Linked DNA regions of Homo sapiens: region 1 is linked to region 2. Evidence: chromatin loops called from intact Hi-C (ENCODE). Cell type or tissue: ovary. All regions are shown on one strand. Links, peaks and the distances in the headings refer to the core of each region. The heading gives the core; the rest is flanking DNA. Region 1 has its middle 21 kb from the start of HRAT17. Region 2 has its middle 290 kb from the start of SMIM30.

Region 1 (10,983 bases), core at 1,679-9,678, 390 kb before region 2:
TGTAAATTGTGTTTGGAAAACTAAATATCCACATGCAGAAGAATGAAATTAGAACCTTATCTCACACTGAATACAAAAATCAACTCAAAATAGATTAAAGACTTAAATGTAAGACCTGAAAATACAAAACTAATAGAAGAAAACATAGTGGAAAGACCCCATGACGTTGGTATGGACAATGACTTTATGTTTATGACCTCCAAAAACACAGACAACAAAAGCAGAAATAGACAAATGAGATTACCTGAAACTAAGTATCTTTTGTACAGCAAAGGAAGCAATCGACAGAATGAAGAGACACTATACAGAATGGGAGGAAATATTTATAAACTGTACATCTGGTAAGGGGTTAATGTACTAAATATATAAGGAGCTCACAAACAACTCAATAGCAAGAACACAAGTAACCTGATTTAAAAAATAGGCAAGGCCGGGTGCGGTGTCTCACGCCTGTGATCCCAGCACTTTGGGAGGCTGAGGCGGGTGGATCACAAGGTCAGGAGTTGAAGATCAGCCTGGCCAATATGGTGAAACCCCGTCTCTACTAAAAATATAAAAATTAGCCAGGTGTGGTGGCGGGCGCCAGTAGTCCCAGCTACTCAGGAGGCTGAGGCAGGAGAATCGCTTGAACTTGGGAGGCAGAGGTTGCAGTGAGCCGAGAGCATGCCACTGCACTCCAGCCTGGGAGACAGAGTGAGACTACATCTCAAAAAACAAACAAACAAAAAAGGGCAAAGGACCTGAAAAGATATTTTTCAGATGAAGACATGCAAATGGGCAACTGGTAAGTGAGAAAATGTTCAATGTCACAGAGAAATACAACTTTAAGCTGCAAGGAGATGTCACCTCACACCTGTTAAAATGACTATTATCAAAAAGATTTAAAAAATAAGTGCTGGTGAAGATGTGGAGAAAAGAAAGCACTTGTACACTGCTGGTGGGAATGTAAATTAGTGCAGCCATTAAGGAAACTATGGACGTTCCTCAAAAAATTAAAAATAGAACTACCATATGATTTAGCAATCCCACTTCTGGGTATAATTCCAAAGGAAACGAAATCAGTAAGTTGAAGACATATCTGCACTCTCATGTTTATTGCAGCACTATTTACAATAGCCAAGATATGGAATCATCAACCTAAGTGTTCATCAATGGAAGAATGAATAAAGTGTGGTGTATATACACATGGAATACTATTCAGCTGTAAAAAAATAAGGATATCCTGCCTTTTGTTACAACATGGGTGAACATGGAGGACATGATGCAAAGTGAAATAAGCCAACCAGAGAAAGACTAACAGTGAATAGTCTCACTCATATATGGAATTAAAAGAGTTGCTCTCATAGAAGTACAGAGTAGAATGACGGTTACCAAAGGCTTTTGTGGTTGGGAGATAAAAGTGTTGGAGATATCGGTCAAAGGATACAAAATTTTATTTACACAGGAAGAATAAATTCAAGGTATCTGTTAGAAAACATGGTGACTGATACGGTTTAGCTCTGTGTCCCCACACAAATCTCATTTTGTAGCTCCCATAATTCCCACATGTTGTGGGAGTGACCTGGTGGGAGATGATTGAATCATGGGGTTGGGTCTTTCCTGTGCTGTTCTCATGATAGTGAACAGGCCTCATGAGATCTGATGGTTTTAAAAATGGGAGTTTCCCTGCATAAGCTCTCTCTTTGCCTGCTGCCATCCATGTAAGATGTGACTTGCTCCTCCTTGCCTTCCACCACCATTGCTAGGCCTCCTCAGCCATGTGGAGCTGTAAGTCCAATAAACCTCTCTCTTTTGTAAATTGCCCAGTCTCAGGTATGTCTTTATCAGCAGCATGAAAAAGAACTAATTCAGTGGCTATTGTTAATAATACATTGTATTCTTGAAAAATGCTAAGAGAGTAACTGTATTGTGTTCTCATCATGAAAATGATGAACTCTCTGAGGTAATCCATATGTTAATTAGCTGAATTTAGTCATTCCACAATGTAAATATATTTCAAAACATATTGTACACAAAAAATACATACAACTTTATCTGTCTATTTTAAAAAAATAAATGAGTAAGCTTTTTGCCCCTTTCTTTGCTCATATATTGTTTTGCTTGATGGTGTCCTATAAATCTTGTAGGCTTTCCTCTCTCTTCTTTCATTCTTTTTGCCTCAATCTGGGCAATTTCAAATGCCAAGTCTTCAAGTTCACTGATTCTTTCTTTTGTCTGACCGAGCCTGCTGTTGAAACTCTCCATGGAATGTGTCAGTTTAGTCACTGTGTTCTTCAGCTTCAGAATTTCTGTTTTGTTCTTTTTATGGCTTCTATCTCTGATGAACTTATTTCATGTATTGTTCATGTATTGTTTTCCTGATTTCATTTAGCTTTGAACTGTTTTCTTGCAGCCTTCTGAGCTTCTTTACAATTATTTTGAGTTTTGAGTTTTTTGTTAGGCAGTTCACAGATCTACATTTCTTTAGGGCCAGCTACTGATGCTTTAATTTATTCCCTTGGTGGCATCATGTTTCCCTGATTACTCATGATCCTTTTGGCCATATGTTGGTGACTGCATATTTGAACAAGTAGAGACCTATTTCAATCTTTGTAGACTGGCTTTGGCAGGTAAAGCCCTTCACTAGTCATCTTATCCAGAGGTTCTGGGAAAGACTGTCTGGCAGAGTCTATGGGTTGGGTCCATGGGCAGCAGGTTTATGCTGCTAGGGTTTTGGGCAGGCTAATCTGATACAGATCAGCTGATCCAGGTGGATGGACCTGGAGCTTGGGTCCACAGGAGCTGGCCTGGTGCCTGGGTCTGTGGGGTCAGGCCTGGAGCTTGTCTACTGGGGTGTGCTTGGAGCCTTTTACTAGGGCAGGTCTGGCTCCTGGGTCCATAGCAGCTAACCTGGTTCTGGGGTCCACTGGGGTAGTCATGTCCCCTGGGCCCATGGGGTGGGCCTGAAGCTTGTGTCCACAGGAGCTGTCTGAAGCCTGGATCCCTGAAGATATGGAGGCTGACATGGCACAGGGGTGGTTCTTGAACCCTGAGTCCATGGGGGCTGGCCTGGTGGTGGGGTGAGCTTGGAAGGTCTCAATTTCCTAACTCTTTTTTCTAATTCCCTTTGCTTCAATTTGTTAATTAAAGTAATAACTATAATAATAGTGAGTGTTTTACTAAATGTTAGACACAGTGATGGGCCTTTAAAAACATTGTCTTGTTTAATCATTATAATAAGTTCATAAAGTAGGCATTATCCAATTTTATGGATATGAAAATCATATCTCACAAAAGTTAGATAATCTGACTTAGGTTACCCATTCACCAGGTGGCAGAGGTAAAATTCAAATTTATCTCTGATTGACTTTTATTTGTCTGAAACTCTGAGGATATTTTTTGATGCAGACACTTAGGTTTTCTTAGACTAAGTTTATATGTGACTATGAATTAACTATAGTTAGAGGGTTTGAGATTTGATTTTGGGAAGTCATTAACTATAGTTAGAGGGTTTGAGATTTGATTTTGAGAAGTCATTAACTATAGTTAGAGGGTTTGAGGTTTGATTTTGGGAAGTCATTTTCTTTAATTAATTGTTTTAGTATTGGTTTCATTGTTAAAAGGATGCATAAACTATTTGACACAATTTTCCAGGATGATTTTTGACAGAAATTTAGTCTACCTCCATACTGACTGAATTGGGCATTTTTGACAGCTTCCAATGGTCACATCAGATATTGAGAGCATTAATATAGAGAAGACAACAGGAAGGAAAGAATCACTGGCTTTATATGAAAGGAAATGTACACATGCATATTCCTTGAAAAAGATTAACATTCCATGCTACATTTGCCACCAGAGGGAGTCATATGAATACCATAACATATTGTCAAAGGAAAAGAATAATTATTAACTATTTTCTTCCAGTTTCATTGATATTTTAAGTAGCATTCAGAATCTGGTAGAACTGGTGCGACTATGGGAAAGAACTTAAACATCTCCTTTAATTAATTAATTGATTACATTGATCGTAGTGTTGGGTGAAAAACAGAAGAAACATGTTGCTTAAATTAGTAACACAGGGTGAAAGAAACAACCTAATATACACATTCCAGATTTTGGCAAATGAGCTTAATGTTATGATGAAACTAAAAAATCAAGCTGTGATTTCATTTGTTTTAAAAATAACAATCTACTATTATCAAAACATTGCTTTAAAAATCCTGGAATCAACAAGTTCATTCATGTTTCATTAAGCATATTTTATTTTACTGTTATATTGCCTGTATCAGGATGACTGAAATTGTTATTGTCAGTAAATAAAATAAAATAACAAAGGCTATTTTATGCACCTGTGCTCTCTGAAACCCAGGCCAAGATTTTCTCAATTGGCATACTAGGGGAAAATGTGAATTATTTAGTAGCTGGTAGGTTTGTACTCCAGTTTGCTTTATACCTAGTTTTAGAACTGATTAGTTAATAGCATTTACAGAAAACTTCTATATACATAGCACTAAATTGTCCATTAAAATCGAGATTCAGTAACAGTTAGAAAATGAGTTCTGAAGTGATATTTATGCTTTTATATAGTGGTTTTCAAAATGTGATCACTGGATCAGACCCACCATGATTACCTGGGAACTTATTCAAAATACGAATTCGTGAGTCTCAGTCCAGACCTACTAATTCAGAAAGATCAGAGGTGGAGCCCAGCAGTCTGTGTTTTGACAAGTGATTCTAATTCACACTTTAAGTTTGAGAACCACTGATAATCTCTTGAAAGTAAGTCCAGCAACTTAAGAGAGTTGGAACATGTACTTTCTATATTTTATTACAGCAGTTATTTTCTTATGGGTAAATTTTTTAAAATGTATTATTTAATTTAAAAATTTAAATGAATGATCATGGAAAAGAATGCTTAAAAAGAATAACTTTTTGTAATATCGAATAGACATACAATAATTGAATTTATAAATAATAAACACATGTGTTTGAGAGGCAAGAGTAAACAATATTTACTTATTGTTAAATGAGAGAATTTGTTTTTTCCCCCTCTCGACAAGTATTGCTGCATCCAGAGATAACAATTTACTGATTTTTACATTTACAATTTTGAGATTATATAATTGTTTAAGAACTTTAAAAGAAGATGCTTTAAAAAAGCAAACTTTACAAGGTTAAAGTGAGATTTGCCTAGGAAACTAGAAACAAGGTTAGTATTATGAGATGACTTGATACTTTATGTGCTTTTGTATTGTCTGAATTTTTACAAGATGTATTCATTACAGTGGAAAGTATACTTCTATTAAATAAAGTGTTTTAAAATTATATTTTAAAGTCTAGTTGCAAGCAAGTAACTTGAATGTGACATAAAATAAACCTGCTTTTTTTTAACTTTGGCTGGCCCAATAAGTACTGAATTGCTGATATGATTATTTTGTAACATGTAGGTTATTTCAGATACAGCTAGTCAAGTACAGTGCAATCAAATTATGAGTAGATGGCCCAGTCGATTTTTTGATTGACCTACATGCATGCCATTGATTTCACTGATTATTTAGAATGACCGTAGACATTGATGGATAATTTTGTTACAGTATATTAGGTATAAGATACAAAATAGTAAGCACCCACAGAAAATATAACTGTAAACATTTAGTTGAAGCCCTTCCAATTAGATTGCCACATCAAACTAAAAACACCAATTATTTGCGTTTCCTTAGATACAAAGAATAATGTCAAGATATTCCTTCCCCTGTTTGCAAAAAAAAGTAAGGTTACATACACATTTGTTGAGGATGGGATTGAGAGGTGACAGCGTGCTGGCAGTCCTCACAGCCCTCGCTCGTTCTCGGCGCCTCCTCTGCCTGGGCTCCCACTTTGGCGGCACTTGAGGAGCCCTTCAGCCCACCGCTGCACTGTGGGAGCCCCTTTCTGAGCTGGCCAAGGCCGGAGCCGGCTCCCTCAGCTTGCAGGGACGTGTGGAGGGAGAGGCGCCAGCGGGAACCAGGGCTGCACGCGCGGCGTTTGCGGGCCAGCTGGAGTTCCGGGTGGGCGTGGGCTTGGCGGGCTCCGCACTCGGAGCAGCCGGCAGGCCCTATCGGCCCCGGGCAATGAGGGGCTTAGCACCCGGGCCAGCGGCTGCAGAGGGTGTACTGGGTCCCCCAGCAGTGCCAGCCCACCAGGGCTGCACTCGATTTCTCTCTGGACCTTAGCTGCCTTCCCGTGGGGCAGGGCTCGGGACCTGCAGCCCCCCATGCCTGAGCCTCCCACCCACTCCGTGGGCTCCTGTGCGGCCGGAGCCTCCCGGATGAGCGCCACCCCCTGCTCCATGGCGCCCAGTCCCATCGACCACCCAAGGGCTGAGGAGTGCGGGGGCACGGTGGCGCGGGACTGGCAGGCAGCTCCACCTGCAGCCCCGGTGCGGGATCCACTGGGTGAAGCCAGCTGGGCTCCTGAGTCTGGTGGTGACCTGGAGAACCTTTATGTCTAGCTCAGGGATTGTAAATACACCAATTGGCACTCTGTATCTAGCTCAAGGTTTGTAAACACACCAATCAGCACCCTGTGTCTAGCTCAGGGTTTGTGACTGCACCAATCAACATTCTGTATCTAGGTACTCTGGTGGGGCCTTGGAGAACCTTTATGTCTAGCTCAGGGATTGTAGATACACCAATAGGCACTCTGTATCTAGCTCAAGGTTTGTAAACACACCAATCAGCACCCTGTGTCTAGCTCAGGGTTTGTGAATGCACCAATGGACACTCTGTATCTAGCTACTCTGGTGGGGACTTAGAGAACCTTTGTGTCAACACTCTGTATCTAGCCAATCTAGTGGGGAAGGTGGAGAACCTTTGTGTCCAGTTCAGGGATTGTAAATGCACCAATCAGTGCCCTGTCAAAACAGACCACTCGGCTCTACCAATCAGCAGGATGTGGGTGGGGCCAGATAAGAGAATAAAAGCAGGCTGCCCGAGCCAGCAGTGGCAACCTGCTGGGGTCCCCTTCCACACTGTGGAAGGTTTGTTCTTTTGCTCTTTGCAGTAAATCTTGCTACTGCTCACTCTTTGGGTCCACACTGCTTTTATGAGCTGTAACACTCACTGCGAAGGTCTGCAGCTTCACTCCTGAGCCAGCGAGACCACGAACCCACCAAAAGGAAGAAACTCCGAACACATCCGAACATCAGAAAGAACAAACTCCAGACACGCCGCCTTTAAGAACTGTAACACTCACCGCGAGGGTCCACAGCTTCATTCTTGAAGTCAGTGAGACCAAGAACCCAGCAATTCCGGACACAGGATGAGTGGGTGAATGCCTGAACTTACCTGATCCTTCTGTAGGAAGCAATGACAACTTTTGGTTTTTATTCTTGGTTTTTTTTTTTTTTTTTTTGAGATGGAGTCTCGCTCTTGTCACCCAGGCTGGAGTGCAGTGGTGTAATCCCGGCTCACCGTAACCTCCACCTCCCAGGTTCAAGCAATTCTCCTGCCTCAGCCTCTTGAGTAACTGGGACTACAGGTGTGCACCACTATGCCCGGCTAATTTTGTAGATGTTGGCCAGGCTGGCCTTGAACTCCTGACCTCAGGTGATCCGCCCACCTCGGCCTCCCAAAGTGCTGGGATTACAGGCGTGAGCCACTGCGCCCAGCTATTCCTGTTCTTAAAATGGCCAAATTCACATAAGAGAAAACAAAGTATTGGGCTGGCAATTATCCATCTATAGTCAAACTTCTGAAATCTTAGTAGGTGAGTAATGAGGTCACAATAAACAATAAACTTTCTACAATTAAACTTCTCTGGGCTCAAAATTAGAAGCTCCTGATTAGTCTTTTAAGAGTATGCTCATGATTGTGTGTGGTCACCAGTTGGAGGTTATGTGAAGCACATGTTGTTAGGGCAACATAGTTCCCAGTGAAAAGCCCTGGACTTGCTCTGTAGAATTTAACCTAAACACTTTTCTGGGTGTGTTAACTTTAAGGAAGCTTAAAAATAACACACAGATTGTAAACTCCGAGTTTCATACAATGATGTTCCAAAAAAAGAATGTGCAGGAAAGTTTAGTAAATGATTATACACATGTAAATTATCATTATTCATATGAGCTCTGATTGTTTTCTATGAGTTTCAAAAACATTGCATTTATATTGATTCCTTTTTTTACTTTTGTTTTAGGTTCAGTACATGTGCAAGTTTGTTAGATAGGTAAATTGCATGCCATGGAGGTTTGGTGTACAGATTGTTTCATCACCCGGTTAATAAGCATAGTAGTACCCAATAGGTAGTTTTTTGATCCTCACCCTCCTCACAGCCTCTACCCTCAAGTAGGCCTTAATGTCTGTTGTTCCCTTCTTTATGTCTATATGTACTCAATATTTAGCTCCCACTTATAAATGAGAACACACAGTATTTGGTTTTCTGTTCCTGTGTTAGTTCATTTAGGATAATAGCCTTCACCTCCATCCTTGTTTCTGCAAAGGACATGATCTCATTTTTTTTTAAAGCTGCATAGTATTCCATGGTGTATATAAAATATACACCACATTTTCTTTATCAGTTCTACCATTGATAAGCATTTAGGTTGATTCCATGTCTTTGCTATTGTGAGTAGTGCGGCAGTGAACATCTGTGTGCATGTTTCTTTATGGTATAACAATTTATATTTCTTTGGGTATATATCCCATAATGGAATTGCTGGGTCAAATAATAATTATGTTTTAAGTTCTTTGAGAAATTACCACACTGCTTTTCACATGGCGGAATGTATTTACATTCCCACCTGCAGTGTGTAAGCATTCCCTTTTCTCCACAACCTCACCAGTATGTTATTTTTTTACTTTTTAGTAATAGCCATTCTGACTGGTGTGAGATGTATCTTATTGTGGTTTTGATTTGCATTTCTCTAATGATCAGTGATGTTGAACATTTTTTCATATGCTTGTTGGCTATATGTATGTCTTCTTTTGCAAAGTGTCTGTTCATGTCTTTTGCCCTCCTTTTAATAGGATTGTTTGTGTTTGGTTGTTAATTTGTTTAGGTTCCTTGTAGATGCTGGATATTAGACCTGTATCAAATGCATAGTTTGCAAATATTTTCTCTCATTCTTTAGATTGTCTGTTTACTCAGTTGATAGTTTCTTTTGCTGTGCAGAAGATCTTTAGTTTAATTAGCTCCCATTTGTTAATTTGTGTTTTTGTTGCAATTGCTTTTGGCATCTTCATCATGAAATCTTTGCCAGTCCTATGTCAAGAAAGGTATTTTCTAGGTTAACTTCTAGAGTTTTTACAGTTTTAGGTTTTACATTTAAGTCTTTTATCCATCTTGAGTTGATTTTTGTATGTGGTGTAAGGAAGGGGTCCAGTTGCAATCTTCTACATGTGGCTAGCCAGTTATCTCAGCACTATTTATTGAATAGGGAGCCCTTTCCCCATTGCTTGTTTTTGTCAACTTTGTTGAAGATCAGATGGTTGTAGGTGTGCAGCATTATTTCTGGGCTTTCTTTTCTGTTCCATTGGTCTATATGTCTGTTTTGTACCAATGCCATGCTGTTTTGGTCACTGTAGCCTTGCAGCAGAGTTTGAAGTCAGATAATGTGATGACTTCTTAAAGCACCCAACAAAAAGAGTTACAAAACTTCCTGTGAGTTACCTAAAGGAAGCAATATACCCTGGTGATGAAGAACCTGGGTTTTTAAGTCAGGTTTGATTTAGCATCTCTATCATGTATAAAATGTGTGGCATTGAATAAGTATAGTTTCATTTGTCCTCTGCTCCCATTGTTTTATTCATAAAATGGAAATGACAATAGCTAATTCTTTTTATTTACTTTTACCTTTTAAAATGTGTGTGGGTATATTGTAGGTGTATATATTTATGGGGTACATGAGATGTTTTGATACAGGCATGCAATGTGAAATAAGCACATATGGAGAATGGGATATCCATCCCCTCAAGCATTTATCCTTTGAGTTACAAACAATCCTATTACACTCTTTAAGTTACTTAAAAATATACAATTAAGTTGTTATTGTCTATAGTTACCCTATTGTGCTGTCAAATGGTAGGTCTTATTCATTCTTTCTAATTTTTTGGTACCTGTTAACCATCTCCACCTGCCCCCCACCCAACCCTCTACTACCCTTTTCAGCCTCTGGTAACCATCCTTCTGCTCTCTATGTCTATGAGTTCAATTGATTTGATTTTTAGATCCCATAAATAAGTGAGAACATGTAATGTTTGTCTTTCTGTGCCTGGCTTATTTCACTTAACATAATGATCTTCAGTTTCATCCATGTTGTTGCAAATGACTGGATCTCATTCTTTTTTATGGCTGAATAGTACTCCATTTTGTATAATACCACATTTTCTTTATCCATTCGTCTGTTGATGGACAGTTAGGTTGCTTCCAAATATTAGCCATTGTAAACAGTGTGGCAACAAACATAGCAGTGCAGATAATCTCTTTGATATACTGATTTTCTTTCTTTTTGGTATATACTCAGCAGTGGAATTCCTGGATCATATGGTAGCTCAATTTTTAGTTTTTTGAGGAACCCCCAAACTAACTATTCTCCATAGTGGTTATACTCATTTACATTCTCACTGGTAGCATACAAGGGTTCCCTTTGTCCACATCCTCAGCAGCATTTGTTATTTTCTGTCTTTTGGATATAAGCCATTTTAGTTGGGGTGAGATTATATTTCATTGTAATTTTGATTTGTGTTTCTCTGATGATCAATGATGTTGAGCACCTTTTTATATGTCTGTTTGCCATTTGTATGTCTTCTTTTGAGAGGTGTGTTTTCAAATCTTTTGTCCATCTTTGATCAGATTATTAGATTTTTTTCCTAAAGAGTTGTTTGAGCTCCTTATACATTCTGGTTATTAATCCCTTGTCAGAGGGGTAGTTTGCATATATTTTCTCCCATACTGTGGGTTGTCTCTCCACTTTTTTTGATTGTATCCTTTGCTGTGTGGAAGCTTTTTAACTTGATGTGATCCCAT
Region 2 (10,983 bases), core at 1,773-9,772:
TCTCCACATCCTCATCAATATTTGTTACCTTTTGTCTTTTTGAAGCCATTCTACCAGGTATGAGATGATATATCATTATGGTTTTAATTTGCATTTCCCTGATGATTAGTGATGTTGAGCATTTTTAATATACTTGTTGGCCATCTTCATATCGTCTTTTGAGAAATGTCTATGCAGGTCCCTTGGCCTCTTTTAAATTGGGTTATTAGTTTTCTTGCTATTGAGTTGTTTGAGTTTCTTACATATATCTTTATATTAACTTCTCATCTGATGTATGGTTTGCAAATATTTTACCCCATTCCATAGTTTGTTTTTCACTCTTTGGTTGTTTCCCGTGTTGTGCAGAAGGCTCAGTTTGATGCAATCTTATCAGTCTATGTTTTCCTTTTGTTACCTGTGATTTGAGGCCATACGGTGATATGGTTTGGATTTGTGCTCCCACCCAAATCTTATGGCAAATTGTAATCCCCATTGTTGGAAGAGGGGCCTGATGAGAGGTGATTGGATCATGGGGATGTATCTCCCTCATAGTGAGTGAGTTCTCACAAGATCTAGTTGACTAAAAGTGTGTAGCACCTCTCCCTTCACCTTATTCCTCCTTCTCCAGCCATGTAAGACATGGCTGCTTCCCCTTTGCCTGCTGCCATGATTGTAAGTTTCTTGACACTTCCCCAGCTATGCTTCCTGTAAACCCTGTGAAACTGTGAGTCAATTAAACCTGTTTCTTTATAAATTACCCAGTGTGAGGTAGTTCTTTATAGCAGTATGAGAACAGAATAATACATGAGTTCATATCCAAAAAATCATTGCTCAGATCAATTTCAAGAAGCTTTTTTCCTATGTTTTCTTCAGTAGTTTACAGTTTCAAGTCTTACATTTAAATATTTAATTCATTTTGAGTTGATTTTTGTATATGGTGTGAGATAATTCCATTCTTTTGCGTGTGGATATTTAGTTGTCCCAATACCTTTTATTGAATAGGCTGTTTTTTCCCCATTGTGTGTTCTTGCCATCTTTATTGAAGATCAGTCAACCATATATGAGTGAAATTTGTGTATATGTGCTTTATTTTGTGTTCCATTGGTTTATATATCTGTTTTTATGTTAGTATTCTGTTTTGATTATTATAGCTTTGTGTTACATTTTGAAATCAAGTAGTGTGGATGCCTCCAGGTTTGTTCTTTCTCCATATCTCCTTGGTTATTCAAGGTCTTTTGTGCTTCCTTCTGGTTTTAGGATTGTGTTTTATATTTCTGTGAAAAATGTCATTGGAATTGTGATAGGCATTGCATTGCTTTGGGTAGTATGAACATTTTAACACAATCAATTCTTCTAATCCATGAACATGGGACATCTTTTCATTTAGTTGTGTCTTCTTCAATTTCTATTATCAATGTTTGATAGGTTTTGGTGTACAGATCATTTACCTCCTTTGTTAAACTTATTCCACAGTAGTTTGCTTTTGGTTGCTATTGTAAATGAGATTATTTTCTTAATTTTGTTTTTTTGGATAGTTTGTTGTTAATGTAGAGAAATGCAATGATCTTTACATGTTGATATTTTTCCTGAAACTTCACTTAATTGGTTTATTAGTTCTAACAGTTTTTTGAAGAAGTCCTTAGCATATTTTATACATAAGATCATGTCATCTGCAAACAGCAACAATTTTACTTCTTCTGTTCTATTTGGATGTCTTTTATTTATCTTTCTTGCTTAATTGCTCTGTTCAATATTTCCTGTATTATATTGAAGAGAAGTGATGGGATTGGGCATCCTTGTCATATTTCTGATCTTACAGGAAAAACTTGTTGCTTTTCACCATTAAGTATGATGTTAGTTATGGGCTTTCATATATATCCTACATTATGTTGAAGTATATTCCTTCTATAACTAATTTGTTGAAAGGAAGTTGAATTTTGTCAAAAATTTTTGCATCTATTGAGATGATTATATGATTTTCATCCTTAATTATTTTCATGTAGTATATCACATTTATTGATTTACATATGTTGAGCCATTTTTGCATCTTTGGAACAAATCCCACTTGATCATGGAATATGATTCTTTATGCTGTTGAATTCAGTTTACTAGCATTTTGTTGACCATTTTTGCATCTTTGTTTATCTAGAATATTGGCCTGTAGTTTTATTTCCTTTTCCTATTCTTGTCTGGCTCTGTTATCAGAGTAATGCTGGCCTTAAAAACTAAATTTGGAAGTGTTCCTTCCTTTTCAATTTTTTTGGAAGAGTTTGAGAAGGTTCAGCATTAAATTTTTTTTATTAAATATTTGTTAGAATTCACCAGAGAAGTCAGTAATTCCTGGGTTTTCTTTCTTGTTGGTTGGAGGTTTTTGGTTATTGGTTTAATCTCCTAACCCATTATTGTTCTGTTTTAATACATATATTTTTGACTCAATCTCTGAGACACTGAAAGTGCCCTGTAAACTTTACAAAATATGAGATTTGTTTGAAATTTGACCATATCAAGAGTATTAATCTTAAAATGAACCTTTATCTTAGGATTAATACTCTGACCATAATGAGTATTAAGATTAAGAGTACCTGAGCATGTTAAGAGTATTCTTTTTTATTTCTATTTTTTTTTTTAGATGAAGTCTCGCTCTGTCATAAGGCTGGAGTGCAGTAGCATGATCTTGGTTCACTGCAACCTCCGCCTCCTGGGTCCAAGCAATTCTCCTGCCTCAGCCTCCCAAGTAGCTGGGACTACAGGTGTGTGCCACCACAGCCAGCTAATTTTTGTATTTTTAGTACAGATGGGGTTTCACCATATTGGCCAGGATGGTCTCAATCTCCTGACCTCGTGATTCACCCACCTTGGCCTCCCAAAGTGCTGGGATTACAGCCGTGAGCCACTACGCCTGGCCAAGAGTATTATTTAAAGCTTAAAGAAAATGGTTCTCAAAACTGCTTGCACTTTTAGAATCCCTATGGAAACTTAAAAGAAACGATGCCCAGAGTCATACCCAGAGAAAATGATTCAATATGTATTCAATAGTACCTGAATATTGGCACTTTGCAAAACTTTCCCCTGCATTTTGTTTTGTTTTGTTTTTTGCAACAAAGGATTGGCACCACTACCTTAGAGGATCCAGGTTTTTGGATTCATTTTTGTATTAACTTACAACACATCTGTTTAATCTAAAAGAAACCCTGATAACAACATGACCCAATGGGCAGATGGCTGGATACTTGTCTGGATATCTTCAATTTTTGTATGTCATGTGGATGCAGCCTTATTTTATCAGCCAACAAGGAGGATTAGTTGGAAAAAATACAAACACATTTATCTCTATCAGAGTAGGAGGAATTACACAATTGGTAGAGTTTATCTTTGACTCTCTAAAGAATAGGTCACACAGTTTTAAGCCAGCCTTGCAGCAGAGATGGAAACATCAGACAAACTGCTTATCTGACATATCCATAATAATTTACCATACCATGCGTTTCCCTACTCTGTTGTTCATTTGCACTGTCAAGCACGATAAGTGAACAAAGATAGACACACTGTTAGCATTTAAATATTACAATGCTTCCCTGTCTTATCATCTATTTTCTTTCCATCCATCTCTTTTCCTTTTTTTCTCCATTTAGCCTCTTTTTACAGCTTCCCTCCTCCATCTTAAGAAGCTTTTAAGAAAATGAGGGTTATTTTTTATTATAAGCAAGTGACACTGTGATGAATTCTTCCATATGATGTATGTAGTGCAGATTGCCTTACTTAAATGATTAATTAAAATTGATCATAAAATAATGCTAACTTACTGAGCCCTCTCCATTACTTTTGAATCCTTTGTTTTTAGAGAAAATCATGAGATGTGCTGCAGCAATAGTGTTAGTCTGTGAGCAAGGAATTCTTTGAGCTGTGGAAGGCTAGAAGCTTCTCTAGCATTTGATGCTTTCAAAGGAGGCAGCAGAATGTCCTTTGGGGACACCCTGCCAGAGTTTATAGATTTGTTTTCTTTTCTATTGGGAAATGTGGCAATTGCATCCTAGGGACTTGGGTAGACATAAAAATGTAGCATTCTAATTATGTCTATATGGATGAAAGATTTATTTTTAGCTCTTTGAACATTTAAATGTGTACTTCTAGTGTTATCTAACAAATTATAAGACACTTTATAAAATGGTATTGTCTTATAATAGATCCTAAGAGACAAGAGAAAAATTGCTGAGGGCAGGATTTCAGGCACTGCAGCCCTTATCTTTACCTGTCATCAAAACCCTCTGTTCTAACCAATTGACTGGAATCCAGCCTATAATGTTATTCGGGAATAAAGACCACACAGTGATTGCTGTAAAAAAAAAAAAAAAGGTAAATATAAACAAATGTAAATTATTGAGAGTAATAATTAAATGTGGCTGAATTTTCCACATCTTCATGTCAGATATTTTAAACATAAATATAGAAGGGGAGAGGGCGGCCCTGGTATTTTTACTTTGTACAGAAGAGAGAAGTGTAGCATCTGTATGACCTTCCGGCTGTGTCTCCTCAATCAGACAAAAAGTGCTAGTAAATTCAGGGTAGTTTGAGGAGTCAGTTTTACTGATTATTAGGTAATTCAATCAAAATGAATGATCTCAATATTTCATTTAGATATACCCTGGAAATCTGACACAGAGACAGAGTAATCAAAAGCTCCTCTGTTTTGGCTACATCAACATCATAATCATAATCAGACATTAATTGATATTTGGACAAGGTGGTAATCACTGGTGCTGTGAAGAGTAATGAAGAGGTATTAGACACATCAGAATAATAATGTGAAAAGAAGGCTGAAATGTTATTCTCCAACAAAGAAGAAACAAATATTCAAAATTGTAAGAAGAAAAATGCTGCAAAGTTACAAGATTCTATGCAGTGTTACTTGGTTTGCAGATGAAGTCAGGACTTACTTGAATCAGAATTACTAAACCCCTAAATAGACCTATTCCTGCTTGCCATGCCCAAATCCCCTCTTGGTTCAAATTTTACAAAAAAGAAGGCATACTACACATTTTTAAGTACACGAGATCATGAGAAAGTATTTAATTTTCACATACTTGTGATTTGGAGAAAGAACTTAACTTTTTTATGAAGCGTGAGAGGAAATTGAGGATGAGCATTTGGATTACTTTCTGACTTGAACACCTGGGAAAGTATATGTATTTTCAAGTATAAGTGAATAGCCCTGGAAACAGAAGCACAACTCTAGGAACAATAACTAGTATTTATTGAGTGCTTACTATGTGCAAGGTGTTGTTCTAAGCCCTTTGCATTAATTAACTCATCTAATCCTCATTACAATCCTATTTGGTAGGTAGTATTATTAACACCATTTTACAGAATAATTAAGATGCACAGGTTAAATAAACAGAGCAAGGTCACAGAGCTGGTAAATGGCACAGTTTGTATTTGAACCAAAAAATTCTGGGTCCAGAGTCTACAAAAAAACTAACACACTAGAGTGCCTTGACGCATTAAGGCGATTTTTAAAAAAATCTTTCTTGTCTCTGGCCAGGATGCTACCACAGCCTTATATAAAGATAGTTACTTTTTATTACGCACATTTCAGATTATCAAAAGTTCAACGTGTATAGTGAAAAGCTGAGCCTAGGTCAAAAAATAATGAGATGATCATCAGCCACCAGAGGGCACATTTGTCTATGGTCTTGAAAGCCTCTGGAGGGAGGGGACGGGGTAAAGGAAGAGGGGAGCTAAGAGTACATGGCCTAGCTGAATTTTCCTGGGCATGAATACCAGCTTGGACCGCAGTGGAAGTGCCAACAAATTATAAGCTTCACAAATCAATGATACAAGTTTTCTGTGGGGGCGGGGCGGGGGGACATAATGTTTATCTATGAAGAAAGGCTTTATTTTTGGCTCATCTGAGGCAACAGGGTTATCAGGCTACACAGGGAATAGGTACAATTCAGGGAACAATATGGGACTGAATAAATAAACATGAGTTTTGCATCTCATATGTTTACTCACTCTATCACAAAGAAGATCCTATGATATGTTCTAAGGGCCCTGGGTAGGGGCTCTCAGGCTAAGGACCATGATGAAACAAACCTTTGCATTGTAATAGACAGTGATGTTGAAGGGTGAATTACTGGTCTGTGTAATTCCAATATAATTAGTCAGTGCTTTCAAAATGGTTGACTGAAGAAGTCACTGTACTTGAGGTCCAAATTAACATAATCTAAATCCTCTAGAGAGGAGATATTACAATTTCCTTTCTCCCATAAGTGTCAGAAGTCAGAAGACTATTGTTCTTTCTAGCGTTTAGCCAATGACCCTTTTTATAACAAATATTTTGTAGTTCTCCCTTTTTCATTCTAAGATGAAATTTTAGATACTATATCTTACTTGTAGTATAAAGATCAATGTAAGAGTGGTGATGGTATCACAGGTGTTTTTCATATATCCAAACCCATCAAATTGTACTCCTTAATACATGCAGCTCTTTGTGTGTCAATTATACCTCAATAAAGCTGTTAACAATCAATATATCTGATTTAATTATAAAAATCAATGAAATAAATTTAAATGAAGTAATACACATTTCAGTATGTAAATATTCAGTCAGGACCACACAAGAAAATAAAATGAAGTAGTAAGATGCTTGCACCTACACATAGAATTCCAGAAATGTGACTGTTCCAAATCCAGATTGATGTAGGTGTATTGAACTGGTTGTACAGGGTGACTCAACCCCCACCAAGTGACACTGCTGTCAGGGACATGATTTTACAAAATTGCAAACAAATCTTGGCTAAAATCCAACTAAAGCAAGGTAAAATCTTCCCACCATTTGGCAAAGACTGGCATTCCCAGAAAAATTATCTTAGGGAAAACTACGCTTATTGTAAAATGTGGTTAGATTCTAAGCTCAGATTATAAATATTTTTTCATCCACGTAAGAGACCAGCAGGACATTTAAAAGTCATTTGGGACAATTCTTGGTCGGTAGGCCTCCTCCACACACTGCAGAACATGTAGTCCTCCCTTGTGAAAAGCAAGTGGTGTCCTCTCTTATGATTACCAAAAATACCCCATGCCTTTCCCAAATCCCTCCTATAGGGGGGCATCACCACATGGAGAACCATTAGTCTGGCTCAAACTTGCTTCAGTCAAGTTTTATTTTTTTCTCTTCTCTTTAGTGGAAATAATATAGCTATTCACCTGCACTCATATAGTAATGACTGCAGACTCTACCTGCTGTACATGAAGGTTATCGTTAAGCTCCTCTTTAACCTTATGAAATGCCAGGGAGGACATTAAATACAAATCTCTCTTTAAAACCGAAGTTGCTTTAAGAATGATTCAGCCATGGCAATAATGAAGGTCAGTTCTTAGAATGTGTTCTTTAGCCAGTGTAAATTCCCAAAGGGAAAAAAGAAAAAAAAATAAGCAAGGGACCATCATGGTCATTTTGAAGGGTAAAGGAATCCAAACTAAGGATTTTATACAGAACACAAGGACAAATGCAAAGCAGTTTTCAGAGGGTCAGTGGCTCTTACAAAGATTATATGGTCAAGTCTGTTTAGCATGAATCTAGCAACAAAAATCAACGTTACATATGTTCTATCAGAATGACCCACACACAAATCTTTTAACTGCCAGACACATTGATAAATCAACCAAGCACTAATGTTATCTGACTCCTTCACAGATAAAGATGCCACATTTTTTGTGGCATCCATAGATTACTTTAGACAGAAATAAATTCCTAGAGCAAAAAAGGATAAGAAAAATAAGATAAAGTATGTGCTATTAAATACATTGAGATTTATTTTCTTCTGTATTATTTGAAAAAGTGCAAACTTGGCGACCTTGTGTTTTGTCAAAGCAGTACTAAACCTTACTTTATTTGTGAAAACAAAATAAAGAATATGTATGGGATATCAGGACACTCATATACTGCAACAACTACATTTATAGAATATTAAATGGAGTATGCCCAAGTGAACAAAAAACTTTATTAGATACAAACAGTACAAATATTCATGCTTTTTAACTCCTTGGCAAGCACTGATATTATTAAAGAATCTCGGATCATAGGTAGATTTTTGAAAGGTTTAAGATACAGACCCCTCAATATGTCATTTATATAGATATGTAGTGACCATGTATGGTTAGTCTACTTAATATGATATGTCCCCAAACTCATTAAATTAGTAGTATGCTTAGATACATCACATTTGTAAGAATTCAAATAAGTGAGCTGCTTGCACAAGGTAAATATACTTAATACTACTGAACTGTTTAAAAAAACACTGAGCAATTAAGTTTTTCTTTTTTAATTAATGTCTGCAGTCAAAACCCTGCACCTTTGAATAAGTGTTAGCCCTGTATGGCACATTATGAACACTGCAGTACAATATCCATTGGAAAGTAAGTGCCATGAGTTCAGGGACATGATCTCTTTTGTTCACATCTATATCCGTAGTGTCTAGAAAATGTCTCTTATAGCAGAAGTTCACAATACTTATTAAATAAATGAATTACTAAATTTCAGTTGCTCCCATGAGCTCCAATATCTTTAAATTCATAATATGATCACTAATAAAATATACTTATTGTTGAGATGAAGTGAGATATGCAGAAATACTTTATAGACTGTATCCATTATGAATTATTATTGTTGTGATATGCTGTTATTTTGATATGTCATTTACCCTTTAAAATAAATTCCTATGTATTTGTCAATAGATGAACAAAAGCCTAGAGTACAAAAAAACACATTCTCTGAAACACTCTCTGTTAGAAATTTTATGATGTCCGGTGTTCCAGATTTCACTGGCCACTTCCTGTCAGTCTCCTTTGCTAGTTTTAACTTTTTCTGAAGAGCTTGGTCTTACACACTCTTTTATATCTTTGCATTCTTTCTTTTGGTGATAATGCTTATTACCATCACTTCACGTAACACTTACATGCTGAGGACCCCTCAGTGATGCCTATTTTACATGTCTCTTCTTATCCATATTTAACTGCTCACCTGACATTTCAAATAAGCTGTCTCCCAGGCATTTCAAACTCCACATTACTGCAACTGAATTTCAGATCTCCACCTCACTCCACCCCATCTCAGTTCAAATTTGTTGTTTCTAAACTTCCCCATCCCAGTAAAGGTTAACAGTGTCCACTCAACTGCTAAGCCAGGAACGTGGAAGTCATCATTAGTTTAATTTTTCTAATCCTTCTCCCTTCCTACAGCTAATTCATCAACATATTATTTGTGTCTACCCTTTGAAATATACCTCAAATCTCTACTTCTGTCTTCCCTGCCAGCGCTCTGGTACCGTCCCTTCTTGCTCAGAGAATAGCACTAGTATCCAACCGAACTTCCTTCTTTAACAATCTATTTAGTTGCCAAAAGGAACATATTAAACTTTAAATCATTTCAGTACCCTTTTGTGCCCTCCCACTGCACTTAGGATATAATCCAAACTTAACATTCCTTATGAAGTTCTGATGATTTCACCATGGTCTATTTTTTATAATCCTATTTCATGTCTCTCTTCTCTTCCCTTCTCTGTTCCAGCTACTGTGGCTTACCCTGTGACCTTTAATCAAACAGATCTCCTTTTTGTTTGTTTCAGGACCATTCTATATGCTTTCTTGGCCCTTAACATCATATCAAATGGCTGGATCCTTCTCATCTCTAAGATCTCAGCCGTGCTTCTCCCAAGAAAAGCTCCTTTTATCTCTTTATCTAAATCAGCCCCTCTCCATGTTGTTCTTCATCACCATGCACTATGTTTTCTCCATGAGAACAACTATGATTTAGAATGATTTATTTGTTTACTCACACAGTGTCTGCCCCCTAACTGTAATTTCAGTGCCTTGAGGGTGGAAAGATGTCTATTTTTCACTATTGCATGCCTGGTGCCTAGAAGTAAACCTGGAATCTCGGAACTGAGTTTCTTAGGAATATTTCTCATACAGCATTCTTCCTTTCCTTCAGAGCACTTATCTCAATTTGTGGTTATTCAATCCTTAGTGTGATCATTTGAATAATGACTGTCTGTCTCCTTTACAAACCTAAAATCTCCATAAGAACAGGAACCATGTTTGATTTTGGCCACTAAAGCCTAGCACAGGGTCTGACATAATAAATATGCAATGCATACTTGTTGGATTTTATTGACCAAAAAGTAGCTTTGGCTTATTGTGATGATTGATTTTGGGTATCAATTTGACTGAATTAGGGGATATCCAGATAGCTGGTAATACATTATTTATTCTCAATAATTGCATTAATTATTCTCAATGTTTTAGTAGGCTCTGAGCCCATCCTTCTTTTGCTAAAAACGAAGCCCAAGTGGTTTGGCATTTGATTAGAATGAGTGGGCTGCCTCAGATGTGTCTGTGAGGGTGTTTCTGGAGGAGATTTGCATGTGAGTCAGTGGACTGAGTGGGGGAAGATCTGCCCTCAATGTGGGCAGGTACCTTCCAATTGGCTGGGGATGCAGATTGAATAAAAAGGTAGAGGAAGGGCAAATTCTTGCTGTCTCTCTTTCAGAGCTGGGATGCCCTTCTTCCCCTGCCCTTGGACATCAGAACTCCAGGTTCTTCAGTTTTTGGACTCCAGGACTTGCATCAGCAGTTTCTTTACCCCCTGCTACCTCTCACCCTTTGCTTCCCGCTCTTAGGCCTTTGGACTTGGACTGAGCCCCCTACCAACTTCATTGGTTCTCCAGCTTATAGTCAGACTATTATGAGACTTCTCAGCCTCTATAATCCAGTGAACCAATTCTCCTGATAAATTCCTTCACATTTGTCTCTATATGCTATCAGTCCTGTCTCTCTGGAGTACCCTGACCAATATATTTATATAAAACGAAATTCTTATCAGATCAACAATCTTAGATTAAATGCAATGATTTTAACCTGACCTGATCATTTTACATGTGTAATTGTACTTGTATTTTTCTATTTACCTCAAAAGTGTGGTATTTCATCTGGTCCTCATTACCT

The links. Hi-C counts contacts between places; a loop is a spot of excess contacts. Peaks named below come from ENCODE experiments on the same cell type or tissue, not always from the same donor. Only the 100,000 strongest peaks of a DNase experiment are listed, where the experiment ranks them.
Region 1: it touches region 2 in a loop (4-fold over the local background); 9 of 110 quality-filtered maps call a loop at or near these places.

What each region holds. Positions count from the first base shown.
Region 1 is chr7:113,011,376-113,022,358 of GRCh38, forward strand. No RefSeq gene overlaps it. Among named protein-coding and RNA genes, the nearest start is that of HRAT17, 21 kb to the left of the region's middle. In ovary, for the core only: no CTCF peak of the experiment used is centred there; a DNase peak (open chromatin) is centred at 6,336.
Region 2 is chr7:113,398,782-113,409,764 of GRCh38, forward strand. No RefSeq gene overlaps it. Among named protein-coding and RNA genes, the nearest start is that of SMIM30, 290 kb to the left of the region's middle. In ovary, for the core only: no CTCF peak of the experiment used is centred there; no DNase peak of the experiment used is centred there.